Linked DNA regions of Homo sapiens: region 2 is linked to region 1. Evidence: chromatin loops called from intact Hi-C (ENCODE). Cell type or tissue: IMR-90. All regions are shown on one strand.

What was found. Hi-C counts contacts between places; a loop is a spot of excess contacts. Peaks named below come from ENCODE experiments on the same cell type or tissue, not always from the same donor. Only the 100,000 strongest peaks of a DNase experiment are listed, where the experiment ranks them.
Region 2: it touches region 1 in a loop (2.1-fold over the local background); 2 of 110 quality-filtered maps call a loop at or near these places.

The regions. Positions count from the first base shown.
Region 1 is chr11:27,719,254-27,727,253 of GRCh38, reverse strand. LOC124902652 (a long non-coding RNA gene) reads right to left here and starts at 5,012. Exons shown (of 2, transcript XR_007062633.1): 1 at 4,768-5,012; 2 at 1-1,476. It also overlaps a transcript of BDNF not described here. RefSeq lists an enhancer at 4,766-5,274. In IMR-90, CTCF peaks have their summits at 3,371 (motif pointing left), 4,013 and 6,773; DNase peaks (open chromatin) are centred at 4,883, 6,563 and 7,913; H3K4me3 peaks cover 3,440 bases; H3K27ac peaks cover 1,913 bases.
Region 2 is chr11:27,857,925-27,865,924 of GRCh38, reverse strand. No RefSeq gene overlaps it. Among named protein-coding and RNA genes, the nearest start is that of BDNF, 160 kb to the right of the region's middle. In IMR-90, no CTCF peak of the experiment used is centred here; a DNase peak (open chromatin) is centred at 3,674; H3K27ac peaks cover 143 bases.

The sequences.
Region 1 (8,000 bases):
TCTACTCTTGTTTCCATAAGGCACTCTTGTCTCATCCTATTACTTCCACTACTTTTAGAATGATATCACCTCAGTGAGGTACCATCTTTTCTCTCCTTACAAAAGAAAACAGACCTAGTTTCCTTAACCTTTCAGCAGAAGCAAATTCCCCAAATCCCTCTGTCATTCTGGTTGCCTTCTGCTGTGCTTTCTCTAGTTCCAAAATATCCTATTTATAGAAAGAAACCCAGAATGAGCTCAGGACTCAGAATATGACCTAACCAATCCTCTTTACATGACTAGAATAATTTTCCCTGACTTTTCCATTGTGCAATGTGCCCAATATATTCCAAATGGATTCTCTTTTCTTTTACTCCAATAGGTACAAAATGATAAATGTTCAAACTATAGCCAATGTTACTGATAATAAGAGGTTGATGTCCACTGTGCTTAAGAACTTTCTAGAATTAATGGGTTCAGGAGCAAATTAGAGTCTGTGGTTTGTGTAACATTAGAGTTAAAGGAACAGGTCTTTTCCTTGAATTATTTTTTGTTATATAGCATTCACTTCAGTTACTAATGAAGTGTATTAATGAAGCCATAATGCAAATGAAACCATAGGCTGGGGCAGCAAGCTTTAGTATTTTGCTGTGCAAAATGTGGCACAACTTCATATCACCTGGGAATCTGTTGAAAATGCCAACTGTTGATGCTGTCCCCAGACTTAGAATCTGCTTTCTAAAGAGTTGCCCAGGAGATTCATGTGCACATTAAATTATAAGAAGCACAGTTTAGCATCTGTGAAAGTTTCCTTCCAGATGTTCTAGGCAGATTAGATGTCAAGCACACCTTGGTAGGCCCTATCATGATATAAAATTGGCTCTTTTTACTAATTTTCACTTGCCTTTCCATGATCCTAAGTTTTGTGACTCCTTGGAGTTTTTATTTCTCATTTTATCCAATTCCTAATATGAACTTACATTTAGTTAAGTACATCTTGCAAGTCCTGACCTGACATGCTCTTGACCCATCTTAATCTCCCTGTCAACTTTTCATATTAACAATGTCACTTCTCTCTTACTTGCTACCCATACTTCCTCTTATTCATCTCTTTTCTGTAAGATGGTTTAGAAAGAGTCATTCAGTTCTTCCTCAGTATTCCATGTGGTCTTGCTTCAGCCTCATTATAGGGTTGTCTGGTGTTCTGAAATTGAGTTAAGTCATGTCCAGATCTTCTGTCTCATGCTTGCTTGTCAGGCTCAGAAATGCACAGAGGTTATTGCAAACTAAATCATGACTTTCCCAAGGCTTTCTCTTGCTTACTTCTTTTTGAAGTTTTGATTGTTTCCTTTATAACTAGGTTTGGTAGATTGAGGATTCTTTGAGTTCTTTTTAAATATGAGCTCAATACCAGGTTCTTGGCAATCATTGCCTATTCTTGCTTTCAGAAGGCTTTCCAAATTGTGTGTCGTGATTCTTTGCCTCTCCTTCTATTACCTGTGGAGAACCATTAGAGATCAGGAAGTGACTAAGAGAGCCAATCTTTCTTCCTACCTGGTCAGAAGCTCTTCTTATATCATAAACAGAAGGCTTTTGCTACCTGTTTTTTGTTTTTTAGGCTCCAAGATAGCAATTATATCACCATCAGGAGCTTCTCTGTGACTACTCTTCTGCATTGATTGTAACAAGTGATCCTGAGGTAATGAAGGGGAAGGCACTGTTGACCTCTCAGCTATTATTAACCAAGCACTCTTTAACTTCTGAGATACTTTAGGTAGAGAATTGTTAACATGTGGATCACCAGTCCCATCAGAGTCCCTGGCACAGAATAAGTACTGAAAAGGAAGGAGAAGTAAGAGTGGGAAGGAAGGATGGAAATAATCTATCCAACTCCAGGTGAGATGGAGAGCCTGGAAATTAACTACAACCAAATAGATTTGGAAAGACAAGTTGGGAGAAAAGAATGGAAGTACTATCTCATCTTTGTCTTCCTTGATATATAGTAAGGAATACACAAACCATCCTATTAAAAGTGACTTACTGAATTTCCTTTTAGAAATAAAGACAGTGGACTTTGTCTTAAGAGGTACTCCAATTATTTCTTAGTTTTCTAAGAAAAAGGAGTTCTCTTTCATTTCTGACTTTGTAGACTCCTGCTTTGTTACCCATCTCCCACCAATTCCAAGACTACACATCTACTGAGTGAAGTTTTTGTGCCTCCTAATACTGATGAGCCTCGTATTAATTTTTGAACCTATCTTCATAAAGATGTGGGCAAAGAACAAGCTTTATAACTGTGGCATAGGTAGAAAACTGTGAATATTAAACAGCTCATCTATAAGGAGTGCAATACCCATATTTTGAAAGCAAAAATCCTTCCTTCTAGGTTGTATTAATACATTTTGCTTTAAGTTTGGTCATGTTGTTAGGTAGTGATCCTTAAGGAATAAGATTTGTTCACTATTCAGTCTGAAATGTTCTTGCCATTACTAAATATAAATGGGGTCAAATGAGCCAGAGAAGTGTGATATTCATATCACAGCTGATTGGGGTTGTATGAAAAAATAAGATAACCCCAGGAATAAGTGCTACTGAGATGAAAATTGTGACACATACAGTGCTTGGCATCTATCTTAACAAATGAAATTATGGCAATCTTTACTTACATTAGACACTGGATTTCTGCAGATGGAAAAAAATTATGTAAGTGAGTGGATGGAGATAAAAGGTTGGAGAGTTGATAGTGCACCAAGAGAAGAGAATTGTCTATCAGATCACTGAGAAATCCAAAGTGGGAATAGGTATATATAGATATATGGCAAACACCATATCTTCACCACTCTCCCTAGCTCCCTATATCAACCCTTATTATTTAGCAACTCTTGTCCATCATTTTGGTCCCTGAGTTGGAGGTTTTAGTAATGGTTCCAAGAAATAAGAGCACTGGTTAAACATATTTCTTGGGAAATATCTTCAGTACAATCATGTGTCTAAATGATTTCAAACTAATCAGTCATTCATGTTCTGAATCCTCAGGCACCTACACCAACAATTCAGGGTATCCCACTGTAAGATATAATTTTCAGAATAAAGATCCAGCAGAGGAGTAGCTGATAGTTTCTATACAGACCACAAACTGTTGACAAAAGAGTCAGAAAAATATATCACATTGATGGCAATGGGGAATAATATGTTCATATACAGTGGTCATCTCCTTATGTCTTTTCAAGATTGCAGATCTGTGCTAGTCATTGAATTTGTCAGTAGGCAAGGAAAGTTATTAACAGCATTATGGATTCCATTCTCAAAAAACCAGTTTTGTCCACAAAGCCTGTACCCCAAGACCTCTGAGAATGGTATGTACCAGCTGTCCCAGTCTTAGGGCAGCATCTGCTGGCTAATTCATGGATGGACAAAAAGTGGCAGTTTGTGGGCAATTTGAGCAGTCCTTTCATTTGGCGAGAACTGTTGTGTTGATGACTGTGAGGGTTTCTGAAATCCTTTCATAAGGACCCATCTCAGGTCTCCAGGAGCCTGGCAAATCTAGAACTACTCCTAATGAGAACCAGGAAGCTTTTGTATACAGATATTTTATCTGGAGCCTAAGATAAGCCTGTTTGACTTTGGAAACATTTCTAGAGAAGCATGAACTCAACACTAGACTTACTGCTAATAATAATAACCCAGTACCAATGGGGGCTGCAATGAACAGAGGTCCATGCACATAATTGGGAAGTAAAACTTATTTTCCATAAGGAAGGCATTTCTGGGATGGGAGAGGGAGGACCTTGAAGCAGCCACTGAATGCTTATGTTCTGTTGCTTCTAATCATCCTATCGTGTAAGTAAGATTTTTCTACATAAGCAAGCAAGAATGATATTCAAACAAAGCACTTTTGACTGGAATAAAGAAACTGGAAATTGGAAAGGGCTGGGTGGTCTGAAACTTAAGAGCTATCCACCATCTTCTGCAGCATCGCTGTGCCTCATCCCTGCAGTCAATAGCGCCACGGCCAGGGCCTGTGACGCCGTTGGTGGGCTCCCCTTGGTGGGAACTCAGAGCGAGTAAAATCATGGTGTCAGTGCCAAAACGACGAAACCTGAAATGCGTCTGGGGACTTCCCAGGGCACTAGCGCTCCTCAGAGCGACGGACATCTCCATAACAACTGGTCTACATTCATCCCTGGTTCTTCTGCTCTGCTGTGCTAGCGATGGCTGAGGGTAGGCAAAGGGCAGCTTCAGTGGAAAGATACCTTGCGTTAGCGCCTCCCTAGGCTGGGGGACGTTGCCAAAGCTCGAGTTATTGCCTATTTCCCGAGATTTCCGGAGTCGTCCCCACATCTCCCGCGGAGAGCGGCGCCCCTCCGCCCCCCCTCCCGCCTCCCCCTCTATTAGACACTCCAAGGGGGTAGTTTGTTTCATTGTGCTTTTTTTCCTCTTCTCAAAGTTCATCCTTTCGCCTCCAAGTTACTTTCCGCCAACACGTGACCTCTTCGCTTCCCAGCTTGCGCAGCCACTGGTGGGGAAGCGCGGGCGCTAACCGCAGGGCTTCCTGGGAGAGCCCCCTCCGAGGTTCGCCACCCCAGCCCTGGCTCCCGCCGCGCTCACCCCGGCACCCCGGCGGCGGGGCAGCCCCCGCAGGATGAGGAAGCGGCTCCGGGGAAGCAGCACCGAGCAGCAGCGGAGCGCCCAACCTGCCGCCTCCCCTCCCGTCCCTGCCTTGGCCCGCGGCTCCGCTCTCCGCGGCTCGCCTTCCGACCTAGCTGCGCACCGGGGCTGTTAACTCACATTTGGGAAGCCATAACCCATTAGAGCAAACGCAGTCATAACTTCATTCAACTCAGCCGCTCGAGAGCTCGGCTTACACAGGTTCCTGTGGGCAACTAGTGGCTCGCCTTGGTGCCTCTCGCCTAGTCATCAGTACCTAAGAGGAAAAGGGAAAGTTGTTGGGCTGGTTCGCGCTTCGACGCATGCAGATGTTCCCAAGGACAAGTCACTTACTCGCCCCCCTCCCCCCAGTCCCCATTTGATCATCACTCACGACCTCATCGGCTGGAGACCCTTAGTCATGATGGGGGAGGGGGAGGGGCACGAACTTTTCTAAGAAGTTTCCTTTTTTTACCCAGAGAGTCACAGTGAGTCGGTCACGTAAACAGCGAGGTTAGTCGTCGCCGTTGCCGCCCCCCACCCCCTCCCTGCTGCGCTTTTCTGGTATTATTATTAAAGCGGTAGTCTGCCGGCGCTGATAAGCAACAAGTTCCCCAGCGGTCTTCCCGCCCTAGCCTGACAAGGCGAAGGTTTTCTTACCTGGCGACAGGGAAATCTCCCGAGCCGAATTCAGCTTCGCCGGAGCCCCAGGTGTGACCTGCGTAGTGGGCAAGGGAGCGGTGTGCAGGCTGAGTTTTTTTTTTTACAGGGGTACCCTGAAACTCCTCACTTTCTCTGGGAACTTTCAGTGCCAGGACCCAGTAACGGGCGGTTAGAAGGCAGCCCTAGGAAACACCTGCTACATAGCAGGGCAGTTGGGCAATCATTGGTAACCTCGCTCATTCATTAGAATCACGTAAGAACTCAAAAGGAAACGTGTCTCTCGGAGTGAGGGCGTTTGCGTAAATCTATAGGTTTTTCGACATCGATGCCAGTTGCTTTGTCTTCTGTAGTCGCCAAGGTGGTTGAGAGTTTAAGCTTGCGGATATTGCAAAGGGTTATTAGATTCATAAGTCACACCAAGTGGTGGGCGATCCACTGAGCAAAGCCGAACTTCTCACATGATGACTTCAAACAAGACACATTACCTTCCAGCATCTGTTGGGGAGACGAGATTTTAAGACACTTGAGTCTCCAGGACAGCAAAGGCACAATGGTGAGTAGCAATAAAACCTGCATTATAATTGAAAAATCTTGACATGTTGCTTAACAACGGGCATATCACGGCTCTTCCTAGCACTTCACACGCCAAAGAACAGCAGCTACTCAGGCCAGGGGAATCGGGTTTTTACACAGTGCAACTTTAATTGGAATCATTTGAGATTTGACACAGCTATGTGGAACTGCGTGGAACAAACTTGGAGCTGGGTGGGGGGGTGTGTGTTATATTGGTTGTTCAAGGCTGATGCTTGTCTCTCAGCAGTCTTGCATTCTATTCTTTTCCTTAATGTGTATGGTGTATGATCATATTCTATGATTTATATGTGGGCATGTAATTGACATTTGCAAGGGGGTTAATTTCCATCTAAAAACAATAATGCTGTTAGAGGTTGGGGTTAGGGGGTGGAGTGGGGGTAAGGGTGGGGTAAAGACTGGGAGTTTAGGTGTAGATGGGGGGTGGGGTTGGGGGGAGAGAAATAAGTCAGAAGTGCATATCACCGGTAATGGGTAATCCTCTCGTAGAAGAAAAGGTTCTCATCAACATGTGATCAACTATTAACAGGATGGCTTTGGCAAAGCCATCCGCACGTGACAAACCGTAAGGAAGTGGAAGAAACCGTCTAGAGCAATATCAAGTATCACTTAATTAGAGATTTTTAAGCCTTTTCCTCCTGCTGTGCCGGGTGTGTAATCCGGGCGATAGGAGTCCATTCAGCACCTTGGACAGAGCCAACGGATTTGTCCGAGGTGGCGGTACCCCCAGGTAGTCTTCTTGGCCCCGCTGTAAAGCCAACCCTGTGTCGCCCTTAAAAAGCGTCTTTTCTGAGGTTCGGCTCACACTGAGATCGGGGCTGGAGAGAGAGTCAGATTTTGGAGCGGAGCGTTTGGAAAGCGAGCCCCAGTTTGGTCCCCTCATTGAGCTCGCTGAAGTTGGCTTCCTAGCGGTGTAGGCTGGAATAGACTCTTGGCAAGCTCCGGGTTGGTATACTGGGTTAACTTTGGGAAATGCAAGTGTTTATCTCCAGGATCTAGCCACCGGGGTGGTGTAAGCCGCAAAGAAGGTAAGCACCAGGGCGGGGACCCCTTGCATCCCCAATTCTTGAGCTATTTTGATACTGTCTTCCGGAGAGGACGCGTGGTGGAGGGGAGGAGGTAGAGGGAGAGCATGAGAGGGGGTTGTTTCTTGGTATTTGCCCAGTTTGAATTGCCCTAGGTGAGAACCCTGGGGCAAAGGGAGAAAGAAAAAAAAGAAACTCAGTCTTCCTGCGGATATAATGAGTTTAGTTAACTTGGACCTGCAAATGTCTGATTCAAATGTAAGATTTATCTCTCTTTTTCTCCTCTTCACCTCCCTCTTTTCCGTTCTCTTTGCTGGTGTGTGTGTGTGTGTGTACAGTAGATTCATTACTAATTATGAAGCTTTTGCAAAACATTCGAATTCCTAAAATTTGACTTTGTAGCATTTAGAATCAGGCGGTGGAGGTGGTGTGCGGTGGGGAGAGGAGGTGGAGGTTGGGAAGAGGGAAGGAGGTAAAGCTAAACCTCCAACACAAAAAAATGAATCAAGGTAATTTCAGCTCTTCTAGTGAGAAGGATTCATTCTCTCTGTATCCCTCCCTCCCTCTCTTTCCCCCTCCCTCCCTCCTTCCCGCCCCCCTTCTTCCACCCCGCCCCCTCCTCCAGCCTCCATCCCTCCCTCATTCTATCTCTTCCTCTCCGTCGCCCTCGCTCCTCGCTGGATGCTTCTTTCTGGGTTTTCTTTTTTTTTTCCCTTCTGTCCTCCCTCCCCGCGAGTTTCGGGCGCTGGCTTAGAGGGTTCCCGCTTTCTCAAGGGAAGGGGAGCTGCCGAGACCGCGCTCCGCTCCCCAGCCGGGCCGGATGCCTCACTGAGCCCAGGTCCGAGTCAGTCGGGGTAACTCAGGGAAAGGGGAGCCTCCGCCTGGGAGTAGAAGGTCCTTTCCGGACCGAAGAGCCAGAGAGCGGGCCGGGCGAGGGGGCCTGGGCGGCTGGAGGCGGTGGAGAAGAACACTTTTAGCTCCGTGCGGCGGCTGGACAGAGCCACCAATCAGCTGGACGCGCAGACCGCCCTGCCAGGGCGAGGTTGCGTCCGGAGGCGCCGGTGGAGGGCGGCCGGCTAGTCGCTGAGCCGCCGC
Region 2 (8,000 bases), 140 kb before region 1:
CCAGAGAGGGACCTGAATAACCACAGCTTTATGTGCACAGTTTAGGGAACGAGGTATTTGCATTTTGTGTGTATTGTGTCTATGTTTACCCCCTATTTCATTTCTTTAAATTAAGCTGATGATGTGTTAATGGTGTCATGCTCTAATCAGGAAGCCAGGAAAAACCAGTTAGGAGCCCCCAGGCTCAGTTTTTGCTCTTGGTCTCACTCCACATTCTGTTCCTATTCCACCTGATTTTTTTTTTTTTTTTTTTTTTTGAGACTGAGTCTCACTCTGTCACCCACGCTGGAGTGCAGAGGCATGATCACTACAACCTCCACCTCCTGGGCTTAAGTGATTCTCCTGCCTCAGCCTCCCAAGTAGCTTGGATTACAGGCACATGCCACCACACCAGGCTAATTTTTATATTTTTAGTAGGGACAGGGTTTTGCCATGTTGGCCAGGATGGTCTCAAACTCCTGACCTCAAGTGATCTGCCTGCCTCGGCTTCCCAAAGTGCTGGAATTACAGGCATGAGCCACTGTGCCCATCTTCCACCAGATTTTTGATTGTTTGCTTTCTCTCGTTTCCAGCCCTGCTCACTCCTCTTAGAATTCAGCCCCTACCATTCAGCGCCACCCAAAGGAATCAGCTTTTGCTCACTCAACATTTCCTCCTGCCCCTTGCTGCCTTGATTAACATGCCCTCTTAGTCCCTGAGCATCAAAGTTTGTCTGTGTCTACACAGTCCCCCTAAGTGGAGGTCAAATGTTCACTACCACCTCCCTCACCCCCCTACCAAGTAATGAATAAAAATGAGAACCACTTTGGAAAGCTGTCTCCTCCCTGATGGAGATGTCCACCAGCCTTAAAGTTCTAGGTTGGGCCAGATGTGCCCTAGCAGCTCCAGGGTTTGGTGGAATACACTCCCAGACATCATCCCCATTGCCTAGCATTGAGACTTTCCTACATGCCTTCCACACCAAAGAGCCAGCCAGACACACCATGAAGACAGTCCACAAACTGCAGTGCCTGCCTTCTGGGGCTCAGGTTCAGGGATTTGTGATCCTAGCAGTCTTCATGCCAAGTGGTTTTGGACAAGCCACAGAAGCTCTTGGCACCTAACATTCCCCCAGGTGGTCAGTTCTCACAGCTTGGCTGTTGTTGCCAAAGGGAATTGCCAAAACTGGTGTCTCCCATAAATGCCTCTTTGAGGCGAACACCTGGCATAACAGGATTGTGAAGGGCATCTTGGTTCATTCCAGAGTTGAGTGGAATCCAAGGCCTCATTAACTCTTTTTTAGGTGAATTTACAGATGCTGGAAACATCCTCTAATTTAACCGAGGCTGACATCTAGCCACAGCCACCCCAGACGGTTGTTTCCTCCCCCTCCTCTAGCTTTGGCTTTGCAACCAGCTCTAGGAGACTCAGGAGTGGTCTTCTTTAGCAGTACTGATGGTAGGAGCTGGGAGGGAGTAGAAAAGTTGCTAACAAGCCGTCCACCTGGCCCCATTCCAAATCCTGGAACTCCAAAAGGGAAAGCTGAAAGGGGCAGGTTGTTTCCTCTCTTACAGAAAGAAAATACTGTAGCTAAGGCCTATTCTTCATGGCAGTTACAACTTGTTTGACATTTGAGTTAGTGGTGCTGAAAAGAGGTAAATCCACCCTCCAGGAAGGAATGCTCTTTCTGTGGCTAATTGACTGGATGACACCTCCCTTCCTTGTTCCCTCCCTCCCGGGCCCGCCAGGCAGCCTAGCTGGGTTATTTGCCACGGATGATGGCCTCAGCAATTTATTGCACCAGGCCAGAGGAAAGCTGGGCTGCCAATTCTGCAGTGTGTTTGCTTTGGTTTACCGGAGCCATTCTCCAGCTCACGGTGGACACATTTGTTCCCCATCAAAAGATTGTCTAATTGCAGAACTGGGATCACCTGAAATAGGCTTTTCAGGAACTGCCATCCCAAACTGGGGCTTGAGAATTTGCAAAAGAAAGGTATGGCAAGGCAGTTCTTGAGGCTGTCCCTTCCCCTTCTTTGTGGGGGAAATGAAATCAGAGGATTTGTTGGCCCAAGAGACAGGCTACCATGCAAGCCTGTCTTCTGCCCATAGAGGCATCGGCACATTCTCCTCTCCTGTGGCTGGGCTTGCTCAATATAATCCCCTACTGATTAGAAGGCCCAGCGGAAATTCCAGTAAAAAGGTAAGTTCCCTAGCTTCTCAAACTTTGTCTACATTCAAATTACCTAAGAGAAGATCTTATTAAAGTGCAGATTCCAATCAGTAGTTCTGGGGTGGGGGCTGAGATTCTGCATTTCTAACAACCTCCTAGGTGCTGCAGAGGCTGCTGGGTCTCAGACCCCAGTCTCTGAGTAGCCAGGGTCTAGAGCAGTTTTCCAAATCTACCCTATCATTGCAGACACTTGGGCCACCCCACCTCTAAGATTCTAATTTAATTAATCTGGAATTAAGCCAGAGGAAAGTTTTTGTTTTAAATCTCTTCAGTATTTACTAGGGAGACACTCATATATTATAGGTTTAAATATACTTAAACTATTTCTGGAAAGATGCACAAGAAATAGCAACAGTAGTTGTTCCAGGCCAGGTAAAAGAAACTGGAAAGCTAGTGTGATTATTCACTGTATACCATTCTGAACTGCTTGCACTTCTTTTGAACAAGTGCATATGTTACTATTTCAAATGTATTGAAACAAAGAAAAAAAAGAACTCTCTAGATGGTCTCTACAATCGCCAGGTATTAAGGGCTGGATTGTGATTGTGTGTTCCCGTCACGCCCCCAAAATTTGTGTGTTAAAGTCCTAACCCACAGTTACTTCAGAAAGAGGCTGTATTTGGAGATAGGGCCTCTAAAGAGGTAATTAAGATTAAATGGGCTTTTATGGATGGGCCCTAATCTAATATAACTGGTGTCCTTAGAAGAAGAGGCAATTAGGGTACAGACACTCACAGAGGAAAGACCATGGGGGGAAAAGAAGGGTGGTGAGGAGGAGATGACAAGCCAAAGAGAGAAATCTCAGAATGAAACCAACCCTGCCAGCACCTTGATCTTGTACTTCTAGCCTCCAGAACTGTAAGGACACAAACTTTTGTTGTTTAAGCCACCCAGTCTATGGTATCAGTTATGGCAGCCCTAACAAACTAATATACTGTTTCACCATCACTGATTTGGTAGAGGAAGCAATTGACCCATAATAATCAAAAGACTAAACTTGCTCAGTCACCACCTTGGCATGAGGTCCTGGGCAGGTCTCTTCTGCTTCTGGTCCTCAGTTTCCTCAGATGTCAAGGAAAGGAAGTTACCTAAGTGATCCCTAGAATTCCTTCATATTCAGAAAGGTAGATTCTCGAATTATGTAAAAGGAGGCAGAAAGGGGCAGCATTGTTAAGTATCAGTGATCATCTGTTATAGTCCAATGAGCTTCCAATTTTTTTAAAGCATGAATCTATTTTTAAACATAAACCATTATGCAAAAGTCCAATATATAAATAATGTTATTGAAATGAAGCTACTCTGGCTGAAGCAGCTAATGTCCAAATTTGCCTTTGCTTTTGTGGTGGACTCTGCCTCCCTTCTCCCTGAACCATCAGGGAACCTTGGGTTATAGTCTGAAAACAACTTATCTGGTCTCATCCTGTAATATTCCAGGCATGGAAACTGAAGCTCAGTAATGTTGAGTAACTCAGCTCAGCTCAGAGTCATCCAGTGAGTCAGTGTGAAAACTGGGCTCTATTCCTGACCGTCTGGCTCATTAATCTTTTCTCTGTATTTTGTGAGGCATTAAGAATAATTTGGTATTGCTAACAGCAAACTATAACTTCTGTTTTTTTCCTGTAAAATGCACTCAACATTATTTGTATAAGAGGCAATATTCTACCAGAGGAGCCAATTATATTCACCCAGGTGTAGACACAGGTGAGGTTGTATACATCAAGAATAGCAAAGTTTACCCGTATTAAAATTTCTCTTTCTCTTCTGAAACTCAGCAGGCTACCCTAACTTCTAAGGCTAACCTTCGTCAGCATCATGTGACTGCGTTGAGCTAGACAAAAGTGGGGAGAAAGAGGCAACAGGCCAGATAAAAATGCTCAAATAGATTTGAAAGAAGGAAAAGTAACCAAAATATATCACAAAAAACAAAGAGAACTTGAAGAAAGAAAACATCACATAATATGGACTCTGTGATTCTTGGCTCCAGCATCCACTTTCATACCTTGTTTCCTTCAAGAAAACCTAATTTTCCCCCAAGCTGTCTCCTGATTGACTTTCACTTGATACGGTTACTTGATAGCACCGATCAGTTAATCCTTCCATATGGTTAAAATTAAACCACCAATCCATGCTCATTTTCCCCCTTATGCTTGCTAATTTCTTGTGAAGATTATCCTTCCAGCTAAATTACCCTCATTCCTTTATCATCACATCCATATTTCCCCTGGAAATTGTAAGAGTTCTCAGGGAATGGGAGACTTGTTTGTTGGAGCACTTCCTCTGTCTTGATGTCCTGAACACTTTTGTGTCTTTCCCAGATTAGGTGACAGCATGGCCTGGGGTAGGGGCTTTGCATCCAGTGACCTCTTAAATTTCCTGTAACCTAGGGACTGGTTATGTGAGACCTTTGCTATGATGGGGATCTTACTCTCAGAATTCTTCACTTCTCCCCTCTTCTCTGAAGCTTAAAGCAAGACAAATAGTCTTCTGTGTCATCTTGACCCTGAAGGCCAATGCCCTGAAATTATTTCCTTTCCATGGTCACGGATTTTGATTCCTAATACCTCACTGCAGTTGTCCTGAAAGAATCTGATCTGGTCCTGTGGTCTAGCTTTCATTTTTAGAATAAGAACTTGTCATAAACTAAGATTATCAAGCAAGATTTGAACATAGGTGCAGGAATAAGTTACCCAAACCTTTCTGATATCTAACCCAACGCCTTGCCTAATGACAGTTGTATTAGTCAGTTTTCACATTGCTGATAAAGACATACCTGAGATTGAGTAATTTATAAAGAAAAAGAGGTTTAATGTACTCACAGTTCCACATGGCTGGGGAGGCCTCACAATCATGGTGGAAGGCAAAAGACACATCTTATATGGCAACAGAAAAGACAGAACTTGTGCAAGGTAAACTCCCCTTTATAAAACCGTCAGATCTCATGACTTATTCACTATCACGAGAACAGCACAGGAAACACCCACCCCCATGATTCAATTACCTCTTCCAGGGTCCCTCCCATGATAAGATGAGAGTTGGGTGGGAACACAGCCAAACCATATCAACAGTTTTACCAACCAAAGTGACTAGCTTTTTGATGGAAAACACACAATTTATGAGCTTTCAGGCCTAGCTTGAGTCCTACAAGGCCCTTGACCCTGAACAGTCACAGTAGACACAGTGCTGCTGAATCTCCAGGTGGAGTAAGCTTTGGGCCCTAATGAGTGTAGATCTTGAGCACTAGTTTCAATATTCTGTTCCCAGGGTTGTTTTCCATTCAGGCAAAACACCCATTGGCATCAACAGGAGCAGCCCATTATTTTTGTTCCTTTTATGACTCTTGTTGTTGTTTCTTTCTGCCCAACTTGGCTGCACACGAGCCCAGTCCCACACAGTGCAAGCAAAGATAGGATTCCTGCCCCAAGGGTTCAGCAACCTCATATTTTCCTCTCTGCTGCCTCTATTTTTGTTCCACTGTACCATGAGTTCTGAAGCCTTGGCGGTCCTAAAACACTTTACTGTGTTTTGTTTTGTAGGAAAGACTTGAGTTTTACGGCTGTGGGTTATAAAAGGTTTTCTCCCCCCTTCAACTGCTTCTCCCGGGAAATTCGATGGGTGTGACCATTACCAATGAGCCCTGCTGGGAAAGTCCAGGCCATGGTCAGCTTTCAGTCTGAGCCATGACTCTTTCCTTTTTGACCACGGCCTGGTCCTAATTTTGTCCCTCTCTGGCTGGTTTTGTTTATTGGCATTAATGTTTCATATTAAAATTTAATATTTAACTTTTGCTTTCAATATTTAATGTTCTGCACTGCATCTTACATTTGGACGTCTCCCTTCTGGGAGCGGTCAGCTGCACTGCATGATGCAAGAGCTAATCCCTTTGACTTCCAGTAAAATGACTCCCCCTCCTTTCTTTCATTGTTCACCATCACTCTGCATTCAAATCCATCATGGTAACTACCTGGAGAACACTTCTTTCTCCCATGCATTAATTCAACACATATTTATTGAATGCCAACTCTGTCAGATATTATAAAAGGTGCTGCTAGGGATGCCCCAAAAGGAATAAGACCCAAGTCTTACCTTGAGGTAGTCAGAGAGAGAATATCATATAGTTGAGGTGACTAGTGTTTAACAAAGCTTTGTGGGAGCACACAGAAAGGACAGACTAGCTCGGTCTCAGGATCTAAGGAAGGTTTTTCTGGAAGAGAAGTCATCTGAAATGGGTCTTGGAGGCAGCAGAAGAGCTTGTCAGGTTGGGTAGGGGAAGGAAAGACATTCTATACACAACAGGCAAAGTCATCAACATATAAAACCATAATGAATAATGATGATTACTAGTGATGGTGATGCTTTATTTGTGGAATGGTGAAGAAATTAATTATGACTGGAAACTGGGCTGCGTGTGTAGGAGAAGCAAACAGGATGCAAGATGAACCTGGTGACATAGTTTCGTACTCAATTATGAAGGACTTTGTAAACCATGATAAATAGTTTGAGCCTAATCACTTATCATATAAACCTGTGATAGAGATTCTCAGCAAGTGAGAGTTCTGGGAAATGTCTTTTGCAAAATACTGTTGGGAAACGCCCTTTACCAGGGAGAGAATCTGGGTCCAGGGCATAGAAAACATATTTAGCTCCTTCTAGGTAAGATAAAGAAAACTATTACTTAAGATATCTGCCTTTGAGGAATTTAAAATGCAGTTGGAAAAATAAGGCAAATACCAAGAACCGATGAGAGAACTGTTGGGTATTTAACCTAATGCCTAAGGGTGTGGCAAGAATATGAATTCCTATGGAGTCAGAGCAGGGAGCTTTATATACCAACCATCTTTCCTTTGGGACCTAAATGCCTGGATCTTCCCCATTTGATGAAGTTCACCTTCAAAGATCATTGGCCCGTTGACCAGAAAGGGAGTTCTAGGACCTCAAGGAGGTATGAGCAAAGGGAGAAGAACAAAAATAAACAAGCTGAGAGATCAAAACTAGAGTTGGTAACTTGAAGGAACCGCTCAGTGAGCAAAGCAAGAAGTGGACAAGTGAATGGGGTGAAACAATTCAAGACAATTTGTGAATTCTAGTTGTCTGCTGAGGCATTTTCATAAGTCTCACTGAGCTGATGACAAAAATCTTTTTGTAAAAATCTCTATGAAATTATCTTTGTTTTTGCTAATTATAAAAGTAATAACCTTTGTCAAAAAATTTTTTTATTTCACTAACACATAAAGTAGAAACTGAAATCCTCTCTTACCCCAACTTTGGACAACTACTGTCAAATCCTATGCTATATATATATATATTCCAAAGGGCTGACTATAGCAGACTTCATGAAGAAATGACACTATAGCACTGGGTCTGGAGTTGACCGAAGGATTGGTAGTCCTAGCACAGTCAGGCATGGGTAAGAGAATGTGCTGGACCTGGAAGCCAGGAGTAGAGCTCGGCAGTCTTCCATATTGGCAAATTAAAGATCAGGTTGGTATCTGAAGCTGAGGCAGGGATGGAGCCTGAAATAAGCAAAACCCACACCTTGAGTCAAGAAGACACTATGAAGAACATCAGAGTGTGAGCTCCACTTGGAGAAAGCATCTGTCTCCACACAGGGGCTTCTCAGACAGACTGCCACTGAGGGGCTTCAAACACAGTTGGGAAAATAAACATGGAGTTAAGCAGGGGTTTTTAGAAAGACGATGGATTTAGAGACTAAGATTAAGGTCTGCTTCTTAGCTTTGCTGCCTTTCAGCTCCCTGACTCGAGATATTTATGGCTCTGAGCCTCCTTCACTTTT